Regions from separate parts of the Homo sapiens genome. Here region 1 is linked to region 2. Evidence: read pairs that join two places in POLR2A ChIA-PET (ENCODE). Cell type or tissue: Caco-2. All regions are shown on one strand. Each heading gives the region's core, and the rest is flanking DNA. Links, peaks and the distances in the headings are about the cores only.

Evidence for each region. Peaks named below come from ENCODE experiments on the same cell type or tissue, not always from the same donor. Only the 100,000 strongest peaks of a DNase experiment are listed, where the experiment ranks them.
Region 1: POLR2A ChIA-PET joins it to region 2 with 10 read pairs; 3 of 35 experiments call an interaction of 5 or more read pairs at or near these places.

What each region holds. Positions count from the first base shown.
Region 1 is chr11:68,884,909-68,889,432 of GRCh38, forward strand. No RefSeq gene overlaps it. Among named protein-coding and RNA genes, the nearest start is that of MRPL21, 17 kb to the right of the region's middle. In Caco-2, for the core only: no CTCF peak of the experiment used is centred there; no DNase peak of the experiment used is centred there.
Region 2 is chr11:69,026,394-69,030,917 of GRCh38, forward strand. No RefSeq gene overlaps it. Among named protein-coding and RNA genes, the nearest start is that of MRGPRF, 15 kb to the left of the region's middle. In Caco-2, for the core only: no CTCF peak of the experiment used is centred there; a DNase peak (open chromatin) is centred at 1,808.

The DNA of each region.
Region 1 (4,524 bases), core at 748-3,247, 140 kb before region 2:
GGATTACAGGCATGCGCCACCGCGCCTGGCTAATTTTTTGTATTTTTAATAGAGATAGGGTTTCACCATGTTGCCCAGGATGGTCTTGAACTCCTGACCCGTGATCCACCAGCCTCGGCCTCCCAAAATGCTGGGATTATAGGCATGAGCCACTGCGCCCGGCCGATCTGGGGGAAAAGACTTTCTAAGTGCGGTTGCATCTTCAGACCTCGTCTGTCACAATGACTTAACAGGGAGGGGGTAGGAGGGGCCCTATTTGGAACGTCCAAAAGTTAGTTTGAGGTCAAAACCAGACTGCATTTAGAATTTGAAATTTGATTTTGGGAAGTTTGTTACGTATAAAAGGTTTGAAACACTTGATATCAAAATAAGAAAGGTTTAAAACACTTGATCAGGCCGGGCGCAGTGGCTCACGCCTGTAATCCCAGCACTTTGGGAGGCTGAGGCGGGCGGATCACAAGGTCAGGAGATGGAGACAATCCTGGCTAACACGGTGAAAGCCCGTCTCTACTAAAAATACAAAAAATTAGCTGGGTGTGGTGGCGGGCGCCTGTAGTCCCAGCTACTCGGGAGGCTGAGGCAGGAGAATGGCGTGAACCCGGGAGGCGGAGCTTGCAGTGAGCCGAGACTGCGCCACTGCACTCCAGCCTGGGTGACAGAGCAAGACTCCGTCTCAAAAAACAAAACAAAACAAAACAAAAAACAAAAAAACACTTGATCAAAATAGGATTACGGGTCATGGTAAAACAATAGTCATTCATTTAGCCAAAATGACAATTAAAAGATGTCAGAAAGCAAAATCTTTACTTTTTGATAGAGAGGAGATTGAGTTTTCTAAACAATCAAAAGACCTAACAAAGACAGCAAGAGGGACATGCTGACCCCCCTGCCTTTTTTTTTGTCGGTTTACTCAAAAGGTGAAGACAAAATTTACTATTTCTTATTAATACCACATGAAAATCTTGTTCAAAAGAAAACAAGTTCTATCCTTGCATCGGTATATTACTGTATGTTAAAGCTGATTTTATTTTATTGCATTTTATTTTATTTTTTTGACACAGAGTTTCACTCTTGTTGCCAAAGTGCTGGGATTACAGGCGTGAGCCACAGCTCCCGGCCTAAAGCTAATTTTAATAACAGCTTAAAAATAGATCTGTCCAGGCCAGGCACGGTGGCTCATGCCTGTAATCCTAGCACTTTGGGAGGCTGAGGCTGGCAGATCACTTGAGGCTGGGAGTTCAAGACCAGCCTGGCCAACATGGCAAAACCCTGTCTCTCCTAAAAATACAAAAAATCAGCTGAACAAGGTGGTGCACACCTGTAGTCCCAGCTACCCGGGAGGCTGAGGCAGGAGAATCACTTGAACCCAGGAGGCAGAAGTTGCAGTGAGCTGAGATTGTGCCACTGCATTCCAGCCTGGGTGACAGAACGAGATTCCGTCTCAAACAAAACAAAACAAAACAAAAATAGATTCATCCAATCTTAATCAGCTTTGACCACACAAGATTTCCACAAACCTTTTATAACCTCTTACAAAAACCTTTTTGAGTCTGTTTCTCCAACTTTCTATATCTATTGTTTTATTTTTCACTTTTTCAATTTAAAACAACCTTTAAATAACCTGTAAACTAGACAAAATTACTTTTCCTTTAACAAAACTGCATTCTCATGTTTTTTTGTAACCCTCCTTACCAAAAACACACCCTATTTTCTCTGTACACTTTGCATACAGAATTTGTTTTTCTTTTATCTGGTTTTTCTTATTGGGTTGTGTGTGTGTTTTTTTAACAGGGTCTTACTCTGCTGCCCAGGCTGGAGTGCAGTGGTATAATCACAGCTCACCTCAGCCTCAACCTCTCAGGCTCAAGCCATCCTCTTGCCTCAGTCTCCCTACTAGCTAGGACTACAGGTATGCACCACTACACCCATCTAATTTTTGTATTTTTTTGTAGAGATGGGATTTTGCCATGTTGCACAGGCTGGTCTTGAACTCCTGGGCTCAAGAAATCCGCCTGCCTCAGCCTCCCAAAGTGCTAGGATCACAGGCATGAGCCACTATGCCCTGCCAGTAGTTTTAATTACATGTATTAACTATAGTTTTAACTCTTAGTAACTCTGATTTCCAGTGAAAAACCTAGGGGGTAAGCAATTTTAATTGTTATGTACCAGGTTCATAGCCCAAGACAGAGACAGAGCTGTGAGGACATGGCTGGAGGGTCCAACCCCTCCCAGCATGGTCAGGAGGCAGAGCTGGGCCAGGGAGGATGGGACGATATTGGGCTTAGCTCTGCTCAGCAGCTGCTGGCCTAGGCACTGAGGACACGCATATGTCACCAGGACTTACCATGGCCACCTGCCTAAAGCCTAGAATCTAAAAGCTCAAAACCAAAGACATGACGTCACAGACAAACAAGTATTAAAAATATCACAGAAGTGGCCACGCATGGTGGCTCACACCTGTAATCCCAGCACTTTGGGAGGCTGAGGTGGGTGGATCACCTGAGATCAGGAGTTTGGGACCAGCCTGACCAATATGGTGAAACCCCATCTCTACTAAAAATACAAAAAAAAAAAAAAAAAAAATTAACTGGCATGGTGGTGCACACCTGTAATCCCAGCTACTTGGGAGGCGGAGACAGGAGAATTGCTTGCACCTGGGAGGCAGAGGTTGCAGTGAGCTGAGATCCTGCCACTGCACTCCAGCCTGGGCGACAGAACAAGACTCTCTCACAAAAAGAAAAAAAAACAAGAAACAAAAATCACAGAAGCAACAGTTTTATGACCTTAAAACATCTAACCAAGATTGTATAAATTACTCTGACCTATAGACCCAGGCAGAAATGTTTGAAATTCTGCAGATATTTTTATCTTATTTTACCAGAAGTTATTAAGTTTATTTCATTTTATTTTTTAGCCTTTTATTTTTCATCTAACTACTTTCTGTGAGTTTTTAAAATTTTAAATAGAGGTAGGGTCTTGTGTTGCCCAGGCTGGTCTCAAACTCCTGGCTTCAAGCGATCCTCCCACTTCGGCCTCCCAAAGTGCTGGGATTACAGGTGTGAACCACCATGCCTGGGCACCAACAGTTTTAAAACTAGTTTCATTTATCAAAGATTACTAAAGTCATGTGAACTTGAAAAGCATTTAGGCTTTTTTTTTTTTTTTTTTTTTTTTTTTTTTGAGACGGAGTTTCGCTCGTCACCCAGGCTGGAGTGTAACAATGGCGTGATCTTGGCTCACTGCAACCCCCGCCTCTCAGGTTCAAGCGATTCTCCTACCTCAGCCTCCCAAGTAGCTGGGATTACAGGCGCATGCCACCACGCCTGGCTAATTTTTTGTATTTAGTAGAGATGGGGTTTCACCATGTTGGTCAGGCTGGTCACGAACTCCTGACCTTGGCTGATCCACATGCCTCGGCCTCCCAAAGTGCTGGGATTACAGGCATGAGCCACCACGCCCAGCCTTTGGCTTATTAATAATGAGGACTTGCTTATTTGTAAGTCAGTTTGGTACCAAGTAGACAGTATACCAACAGACATGTATACACATGTATTAATACAAATACAAACAAACATAAATACAAATCTTATAGCTTTGATTTTTAAATTTTAGCCACAAGATAGGCAAAACTCACTGGTTTAAAAGGACAGTTAGACTAAATTATGCCACTGTAAATGGAACAAGTTATAGCTGAAGCCCTTACAGAGTTTTTGAGAAACCAGGGTAGCAAATTTATATTTCATTCAAAGCACAACGAGAGAAAGTAAGCATTTTAAAAGGAGCTCAGGTGTGTTAGAGGAAGATTAAAAATGAATGCCAAGATAACACAAAATCATAGGATTTCACTACAGGATTTTATAGAGACTATTGCATTTATATAGTTAACTTGTGGCCAGGCACGGTGGCTCATGCCTGTAATTCCAGCACTTTGAGAGGCCAAGGTGGGAGGATTGCTTAAGGCCAGGAGTTTGAGACCAGCCTGGCCAACATGGTGAAAACCCGTCTCTACTAAAAATACAAAAAATTAGCCGGGTGTGGTGGTGCACGCCTGTAATCCCAGCTACTCAGGAGGCTGAGGCACGACAATCACTTGAACCCAGGAGGTGGAGGTTGCAGTGGGTCGAGATCACACCACTGCACTCCAGCCTGGGCAACAAGAGCAAAATTCCATCTTAAAAAAAAAAGACCCTGTTGTCAATTCCTTTGTGTATAGCCCCAGAAGTGGAACTGCTGGATCGTGTGATAATTTGAGGAAACTTGTCTAGTTTTTAAAAGGAGTTAACTTTCACCAGTTTGATATTGATAATATTTTATATATTTATATATATATATATTTATTTATTTATTGAGACAGAGTCTCACTCTGTCTCCCAGGCTGGAGTGCAGTGGCGTTATCTCTGCTCACTGCAGCCTTTGCCTCTGGGGCTCAAGCGATTCTCTTGCCTCAGCCTCCCCAGTAGCTGGGATTTCAGGTGCACGCCACCATACCTGGCTAATTTTTGTATTTTTAGTAGAGACAGGGTT
Region 2 (4,524 bases), core at 858-3,357:
GGCTAATTTGTTCCATTTTTTTGTAGAGATGAGGCTTCACCTTGTTGCCCAGGCTGGTCTCAAACTCCTGTGCTCAAGTGATCCATCTGTCTTGGCCTCCCAAGTGCTGGGATTCTGGGTGTGAGCCACTGTGCTTGGCCCTACTCTTTGGACACCTTTCTCTACTGCAGTGGCTCTCAATCAGGGGAGATTTTGCCCCCCATGGGGACACTTAGCAATGTCCAGAGGCATCTTTGGTTGTTATGGCTGGGAGGGGTACGTTTCTAGCATTGAGTGGGCAAGGGATACTGCTAAGGTCCCCACAACCTCCCCCAACAGCAAAGAGCCATCTGGCCTCAAATATCAATAGTGCTGAAGTAGAAAAACTCTGCTCCACGGAATTCCAAAGAAGTCCTGGAATCCCATCTTCATTTAAAATGGGTCACCACTGGGCTGGGTGCAGTGGCTCATGCCTGTAATCCTAGCACTTTGGGAATGGAGGTGGGTGGATCACTTGAGCTCAGAAGTTTGAGAACAGCCTGGCCAACATAGTGAAACCTCATCTCTACTAAAAATACAAAAATTAGCCAGGCGTGGTGGCAGGCACCTGTAGTCCCAGCTACTTGGGAGGCTGAGGCAGAAGAATTGCTGGAACCCGGGAGATGGAGGTTGCAGTGAGCTGAGATTGTGCCACTGCACTCCAACCTGGGTGACAGAGCAAGACTCCATCTCAAAAAAAAAAACAAAAAACAAAACAAGGCCTGGCATGGTGGCTCATGCCTGTAATCCCAGCACTTGGGAGGCCGAGGCAGGTGGATCACTTGAGGTCAGGAGGTCGAGACCAGCCTGGCCAACTGGGTGAAGCCCTGCCTCTACTGAAAATACAAAAATTAGCTGGGCATGGTGGCGGGTGCCTGTAATTCTAGCTACTCAGGAGGCTGAGGCAGGAGAATCGCTTGAACCCAGGAGTAAGAGGTTGCAGTGAGCAGAGATCGTGCCATTGCACTCCAGCCTGGGCAACAAGAGTGAAACTCTGTCTCAAATAAATAAATAAATAAAAACATGGGTCACCACTGCTCCAGGTTTCAGTTGATGGAATGGGCCAACTCTGAGAGCCACTCCCAGGTGCTGAGTGGACACGTGGAGCTCAGAATCTCTGGTGAGTGCACCATATCAAAATAATTAAGCCTGACCCGGCATTACTTTCTTCCCCCACCCCGCCGGTCTGACACCCTTAGGGTTTGTTCCCCTACAGATTTCCTAGGTTTCTGCCAGTATGAACCGGAAATAGCTTGCAATTCTTTTGTTGTGTATAGTACATCTTCCTGGGTCAGATTTTGTGGCCACATTCCTGGAGCTCACCGGGATTTCGATCTAGAAGCTGGAGGTGGTAGGGGCTCTTGAGGAAGAGTCTACCCTAGGATTAGAATCTTCCCAAATGGAATCCGTTCCACCATTCAGGGATCCACTCTTTCCCCGTCAGTGCCCTGACTTTCACAGAAGAGAAACTTGCGGCCCTGAGTTCAAGTGTAGTAGTTGAACTTGATTCTATTTTGCCACCCAGGGGATCAGAGTTTGGATTTGTTTATTTTTTTGATCTCTCAACTCTGTGGCTACAAGAGATATGGACTTCTTTTCAAGCACCAGTGGAGGGTTTCTGGTACTTTAGGTCTTGAACTGGATATTTAAAACCCTGAGCTCCTATTTTTTTCCCCCAGCAAATTCTCCGGTGCAATAGGAGGAGGCCACCAACTTCACAGGATGCAAACTCTGTATTTCACCATCGCGTTCTGTTGCAACAGCTACCGTTGCCTGTTTGCCTTCTGCAGGCACTTGACCCCATGTGATTGCTGATGAGGACTGCAGCAAGCTTCCCACACCTTCCCCAGCCCCACCCTCCAGCTCCTCCTGCATTTATGGAAGCACTGATTTCTATAGTAAGCCCCTTTTTCTCTGGAATGCATGGAGTGGCCCTGCTTTCCTCTCCAAACTCAGATGGATATGGTTTTTAATTTTTTAGTTTAAAAAAATTTCTTTTTGGCCAGGCACGGTGGCTCACGCCTGTAATCCCAGCACTTTGGGAGGCCGAGGCGGGCAGATCACAAGGTCAGGAGATCGAGACCATCCTGGCTAATACAGTGAAACCCCATCTCTACTAAAAATACAAAAAATTAGCCGGGCGCAGTGGCGGGCACCTGTAGTCCCAGCTACTCGGGAGGCTGAGGCAGGAGAATGGCGTGAACCTGGGAGGCGGAGATTGCAGCGAGCCCAGATAGCACCACTGCAGTCCGGCCTGGGTGAAAGAGCAAGACTCCATCTCAAGAAAAAAAAAAAAAAAATTCTTTTTGAGACAGGATCTCACTCTGTCACCCAGGCTGGAGTGCAGTGCAGTGGCATGATCACGGCTCTCTGCAGCCTCAACCTCTGGGCTCAAGCGATCCTCCCATCTCAGCCTCCCGAGTAGCTGGGACCACAGGCACGCACAACACCCGGCTAATTTGTTGTGTTTTTTGTAGAGATAGGTTTTTGCAGTGTTGGCCAGGTTGGGTCACAAACTCCTGGTTTCAAGTGATCTGCCTGCTTCACCCTTTCAAAGTGCTGGGATTACAGGGATGAGCTACTGTGCCTGGCCAAAAAAATATTTTTTTAGAGATAGGGCCTCACTCTGTTGCCCAGGCTGACTGGAGTGGCGTGATTGTAGCTCATTGCAGCCTCCAACTCCTGGGCTCAGATGATCCTCCCACCTCAGCCTCCCGAGTAGCTGGGACTACAGGCAGGCCTATGCTACCACAATTGGCTATTTTTATGATTTCTTTTTTTTTTTTTTTTCTGGTAGAGACAGGGTCTCGCTATGTTGCCCAGGTTGGTCTTGAGCTCCTGGCCTTAAGCAACCCTCCTCCCTCTGTTTCCTAAAGTGCTGGGATTACAGGTGTGAGCCACTGCACCCAGCCTACTATACGTCTTTTGAAAACCTCTCTAGGCTGGGTGAGGTGGCTCATGCCTGTAATCCCAGCACTTTGGGAGGCTGAGATGGGCAGATCACAAGGTCAAGAGATCGAGACCATCCTGGTCAACATGGTGAAAGCCAGCCTCTACTAAAAATACAAAAATTAGCCAGGCGTGGTGGCACATGCCTGTAATCCCAGCTACTCAGGAGGCTGAGGCAGGAGAATTGCTTGAACCTGGGAGGCAGAGATTGCAGTGAGCAGAGATCGTGCCGAGATCGCGCCATTGCACTCCAGCCTGGAGACAGAGCGAGACTCCATCTCAAAGAAAAAAAAAAAAGAAAACCCGTCTCATTGTTAAACTCTTACCAGGAACCTTATAGAGAAGGGGATTCAAGGACTTGCAGCCTTAGAGGGATGTGCTGGCGGGGCCACGTTACTCTTTCTTGGTTTAGTGTAGATTTTGTTGTTGAGAACCTTTGTGTTTTTATTCTTGTGGCAACCCTCCCCCAATACCTTCATATGATACCTTTAATCCCCTCTTTTTTGGCAGGGGGGATTGTCGATTGGTTTTCTTTTGTTGATTGGTGTTCTTTACTCAGTTTAAAAATTTTTTATTTTATTTTATTATTTCAGAAAAATTTTCTTGAATTATAATTATTATTTGTTCTGCTTCATTGCTTTGGTTTTCTTCTGGGATTCCTATTGTATGTATCTTGAATCTTATTTGCCTATTTTCTATAGCTATAATTTTCTCTAGACTTTTTTTTTTTTTGGCTTCAACATTTCTTTTTGGTTTAAAATTTTTTCTGCTTTCTTTCTTTCTTTCTTCTTTCTTCCCCCTTCCCTCCCTTTCTTCCTCCCTCCCTCCTTTCTTTTTTTCTCTCTCTCTTTCTTCCCCTCCCTCCCTCCCTCTCGTCCTTCCTTCCTTCCTTCCTTCTTTCCTTCCTTCCCTTCTTTCTAGATAAGAGTCTTGTTTTGCGCAGGTTGGACTTGAACTCCTGGGCTCAAGCGATCCTCCCTCCTCAGTCCCCGAGTAGTTGTGACCGCAGACATGAGCCTCAACAGCCTGCTTTTCCTAGTCTGTTTCTCTTAAGGCTTTATTTGTGGTACTCATTTGCCCTTCTACTCCTTTTAGTTTCAGTCTTCATTTCTTAATTCCTTTTCTCTTTTAAACTCCTTTCTGATTTCATCATCTCTTTACAACTTTTCCTTTTCACCGATTGCTTCATTTCTGAGTTTTTCTAGTTTTGATTTATGCTATTTTCCATAACTTCTATTAGTTTCTTAATATCTAAAATCACAGCTTGTTGTGCGATGTTAAAGTGACTGCTTCTGTCTGTTTTGAGGACATGTCCTTTGGGCACACCATCGTTGGCTGGGTAGGGCTGTCATTCTGCTCCTTTGTCTCTCTTTTTTATTTTTATTTTTGAGATGGAGTTTCGCTCTTTTTGCCCAAGCTGGAGTGCAATGGCGAGATCTTGGCTCACCGCAACCTCCACCTCCCGGGCTCAAGCAATTCTCCTGCCTCAGCCTCCTGAATAGCTGGGATTACAGGCATGTGCCACCACGCCTGGCTAATTTTTGTATTTTTAGTAAA